2 separate regions of the Mus musculus genome follow, and region 2 is linked to region 1. A link is a loop called in an ENCODE intact Hi-C map of the cell type or tissue named here. Cell type or tissue: heart. All regions are shown on one strand.

Region 1 (2,500 bases):
GGGCTATAGAAAAGTTACCTACAACGCTCACTCATCAAGTGGGTCTGAGAGGTGCTCCTGTCCATACCAGAAACATACAAAATTCAACATCCCGGATGGCCTCTGTCCAAGCCAAGCACCCCTCATGCAAACACATACGGTGAGAAGTACTTTAGATTTGGGGTTTGATCAGATTTTTGGAATATTTTAAAAGTCTTCATAGGTTGGACATTTCTAATAGGAAAATCCAAAATGTAAAATATTTCCAAATCTGGGAATCTGAAATGCTTCAAAGTTAAACTCAGATATTAGAGTACTTGGGATTGAGGATTTTGTTTTGTTTTGTTTGTTTTTTATTTTTGTTTTTTGGACTAAGGATTCTCAAACTACAGATGGCAACAATGGACAAAATAAATCAGGGTAGAAGCTAACATGTAGGTTGTGGGGTTAATATGCAAGTGTTAAGCGGCACAGCCACAGCAACTGTCTGGCTCATGAGAGGAATGACTGTGGAAAGAGTGTCTGACTTTAGCTATCAGCAGATAGGAAACGAGTTAGCTGAACATGAATTAGAAGTGTATCACAAGTGGGACTTCCTGCACAGAACTGCTGTGTCCCTGTCTGCATGCCCCTCTGGCAAAGGTTCTAGCTCACCCCTGAACTACACTGCTCAGACCCTACCTACAGTTCCTGTGTACTGGACGCCACAGTGGAGAGGGGTTTGACAATCAGTTTGCCAGGAAACATGAGATTCAGGAAGGTTCAGGGAGGTTAGGAAGAAGGGAATTGGGTTAGATAGCAATTCTGTTCAAATACCTCAGGATTACCGTGGTAGGTCCAAAGTGAGGTGAAAAAACAGAGGTAGGAGAAAAGGAGTGAGACTTACGGAAACCATTTCTGACAGCCAGCATCTCAGCAGAATGGGCTGCTGATAAACAACATGTCTGTGCAAGCGCGAGCGGAGTCTGAACATCTGCCTCCCATGGGCACCTAAGGTGGTTCCGGTGTGGGTGTGTAGTCAGATTGATGTGTCTTGCCCCGGGTTGAGACCAGGCCATTGCACGGTCAGCCCTGCCAGTGCCAGCAGAGGGCGCTATCCAGAAGGGCGCAGGCTGGGGTTCTCCTAAATTGGTAGGGGATGAGCTATGGAAGCAATTGACAGGGAACTTGGTTGCCAGATCCTGAGGGAAAATGCAAGGAGTTTACCTAAAATGGGTTCTCTACCTACACAAGTGCAAATCCCCGCAGACAGGGCTTGTGAGCTTGGCAGGCAGCGAGAACACCGAAGGACCTCAGAGACCTCAGAGGGACACTAGCGCACAGCCCTGGTACTTCTCAGGGTCTCATTTCTTTGGAGTTTCCCCTGATTATTTATACCCCATCCCGTGTTTGTTCCCCGCGCCCTTTCACCTCTGACACACGCAGGCTGCCCTGTCCATCCTGTGTGGGGCTTATTTTCATTTATTAACCTCTCAACTGACCAGGAACAACCAACCAAGGAGTTGGAGCTGGAACGGCTTTTCTCTCCCTCTTCCAAGGGAATTAACTGCTCAGAAATGGCTGGCCCAAGGGCTCTATAGCCACAAAGCCACAGGTCATCTTCGGGTTTTCCTGGGGGTAAACCGAAGGAAATTACAGCTGGACGGCTCTGTCTATCTCAGCGTCTCCTGTAGGTTTAGCAAATTTAGCCATCTCAGGTGACTCCACAGAAAGAAGAAAAGGGGGAAACTCCCAAACACCCTCCACCTCAGCCAATCAGCTTTCTCAGTCACAGAGCAGAGCCAATCAGCTTCCTCTGTCACAGAGTCAGCCATGGGTGTCTGGACACGGTTCAGTTGTAGACTGCAGACACTCCCTGCTGTGTCCCTGGGCATCTCCATCATTCTGTTCCTGTCCTGCCATCCTGTGGGCCCTTACATGTGAGCCAGCTGAACACTAAACAGACAGGCCAGTGCCTTCTCCTGGTGCCAGAAAGCTCTTGGGGAGTGGCAATGTGCATTCACCCATAGGCACCTTCGTCCTCTCAGGGTGAGTGGAAGTTTTTTTCCTCTCTCCCTTCCTTCCTCCTCTCCTCCCTCTCATGAAACCACAATGGTCATTCTTCTGCAGGCTGATTCTTGAGCTCTGGGATTTTAGCAGATAAAGTGTCTGTTTAAGATTAAAAGCGGTCACAATTCATAAGGCCTTGCTTATTATAAACTTGCTTTTTTTCTGTCTTCTCTAGGAAGCCAGAAATGCCCAAAGGAGCGACACAAGCCCTTTTTGTACCTGGTGCGAGCAGTGTGATTGTTTATGTCCAGCTGTTCCCTTTCCTACTGGCACAGCTGGGTAAACCAGAAAGCAGGCCAGTGAGGGGACGTGGCAGTCCACAGAAGAGAGCTAAGGTGGCCTGTAAAACCAGTTGCCTGCAGACCAGAAAGGACAGCAATCCAAATAAAAAAAAAATCGTCCACACAACTTCCAGCAGGACAAACAACCTTTGTTTGTAGCACATGATTCTTAGAGGGGAAAACTAACAAAC
Region 2 (2,500 bases), 98 kb after region 1:
ATTAATTAAAGAAACGGTATGCACATTTTGGTGGGTAGGAAAGTGGGGGATAAATATGAGGAGAGGGTGAATGTGATGAAAATATATTGAACAAAAATCTTGAAGAACTAATAAATGAAGAAAAAAGAATTTAGAAGTCTCAACACTAGAAAAAAATGCTTATAAAGATATTGGTACTTGAGCCCAAAAGATGGTCTTCCCTTACAAATATTCAATGTGTATTTGAACAAGTCTCCTGCTACTATTAGATGCAGGATCCTATGAAATTCTACCCATCATTCTGTTCTTCATGTTGCTCAAATATCCTTAGTGATATTTTTTCTTTTCTTTTACTTACTACTGAATTACAGTGTCGGAAAACTAAAATGTTATTCATAATTATTTTAGTTTAATTTGTTGTTATTGTTTCTTTTTTATTCGTGAGTCAAGGTCTGGTCATATAGACTTGGCTGACCTGAAGCTTATAGTCTAACCATCTTGGCCTTCTGAATGCTGGAATTATCAGTGTGTGCCACCATGCCAATTGGAGAACTTGGTCTACTGATGGTAATATCTCATTATAAATGATCAATTCTATTATTATTTTATGCCTATCCTGGGAAAATTGTGAAGAAAACAAGATCCTAAAATCCTCTACTCATGGAAAACTATGTCAAAATTGACTTTTTCAGGTATCTAAGATGCCTAGAACTCAATAAAAAGAGATCTTTCAAAGCATTTTAATTTTCTCTTCCCAATCTTCACTAACTACGGAAACCAGAAGCCACAGATCTGTGGGAAATACAGAAAATGTCATGGAGCTTCTATGATATAACAGATGAGGATGGTTCTGGATGCCCCAAATACCTTGTCATTCCTACCTCACCTATCTGATAGCTCCATGAAACAATTTCATTAAAGAGTTTATTTTTATTTGACCAAATTTAAGACTTTCTCAATGAATAGAATCCTGTCTCCAGGCATTTGTGAAAAAAAAAATCATTTCAATTGTTTAACATCCTGGCTACTTGAACAATAGTTGGGCAAAAGCAAGGCTAGCCAAAATATTTCAAAGGAAAACTTGGAGAATGGGATGCCCATAAGTGGCTTTGAAAAGCTCTGACATATTTCTGGGAATCTGAAGGCTTTGTGTATGGGCTCGGTACACACCCAGGAGAGACCTGAAAAGAACCCAACTTCTCAACTTTGGCTACTGTTGAGAGGAAATCATTAAATGAGGCCCAAGGGACAGTTATCAGGAGCAGGGACACTGAAGACATATCCTAACATAGCTTGACAAGAGTGGAAGCCTTATTTCTTCAAGACATTTAAGGAAATCTGTCTAATCTCCAGCTACCCAAAGGTTAGCTAGATTTTAGTCACTAACAAACAGCAAACAGTATCAACAACAGGAAATTTACAGAATAAGATTCAATCTGATTTACATAGTTGCCATGTCATAATAACTCAAGTTAGCTAAGTTCAGTGGCAGGCCTAATTAGCTTTGCTTGTCAATTTGATCCAGCCTAGAGTCATCTGAAAGGAAAGTCTCAAGTGAGAAATTATATAGATAAGATTGGCCTGTGGGGGATTATCGTAATTGTTATTTGAACTCAATGTGCCCAGTTCACTGTGGGTAGCATCATCCCCTGGGCAGATGTCTTGAGCTATATAAGAATGATAGAGCAAAGTGTGAGCTAGCCAGCAAGTCAGCAAGTGCTGTTCCTCCATGGTTTCCTATTCTTCTGTTCTTGCCCCAGCTTCCCTTGATGATGAACTGTAACCTGTAAGACAATGGTTCTCAACCTGTGGGTCAGAAACCCTTTGGAGGTCACACATCAGATATACTGCATATCATATATTTACATTCTGATTCATAACAGTGGCAGAATTGTAGTCATGAAGTAGCCACAAAATAATTTTATGGTTGGGGTCACCACAACATGTGGAGCTCTATTAAAGGATCACAGCACTGGGAAGGTTGAGAGTCACTGCTGTGAGCCAAGATAAACCTGTCTTTCCTCTAAGTTGCTTTTAGTCAAAATGTTTTTTATCACAGCAGCAGAAGGCAACTGTTACAAAGGCTTTAACTTCATTCATATTTTGTGCCACTATCAACCATCATCTACCAAATTTTCAAGTGTTCTCTTTTTTCCAAACTAAAACTAATTCAACATCTTATTTGTAATTCTCAGCTTCTAAAAATTGATTCAATAAAATATAGCAAAATAAAATGCAAGAGGGATTAAATGATATAATTAAAAGTGTTTTGACACAAAAGAAGATTCTAAAGAAGGAAGAGATGTGTATGCGTCACACCAGTCACCTAGATGCTACCATGAAAGACATATTTTAAGTTCAATAATAACATAAAGCTTGAAAGTAAAGCTTCCGGAACAGTTTTTTTGGGGGGGGTATTCTTTTTTTAATTAGGTATTTTCCTCATTTACATTTCCAATGCTATCCCAAAAGTCCCCCATACCCCTCCCCTACTCCCCTACCCACCCACTCCCACTTTTTG

What was found. Peaks named below come from ENCODE experiments on the same cell type or tissue, not always from the same donor. Only the 100,000 strongest peaks of a DNase experiment are listed, where the experiment ranks them.
Region 2: a loop joins it to region 1, with 2.1 times the contacts of the local background. A loop is called at or near these places in 3 of 42 quality-filtered maps.

Annotation. Positions count from the first base shown.
Region 1 is chr6:117,248,374-117,250,873 of GRCm38, forward strand. No RefSeq gene overlaps it. Among named protein-coding and RNA genes, the nearest start is that of Cxcl12, 81 kb to the left of the region's middle. In heart, a CTCF peak has its summit at 1,055 (motif pointing right); a DNase peak (open chromatin) is centred at 1,068; H3K27ac peaks cover 1,051 bases.
Region 2 is chr6:117,346,418-117,348,917 of GRCm38, forward strand. No RefSeq gene overlaps it. Among named protein-coding and RNA genes, the nearest start is that of 6820426E19Rik, 150 kb to the right of the region's middle. In heart, no CTCF peak of the experiment used is centred here; a DNase peak (open chromatin) is centred at 1,174.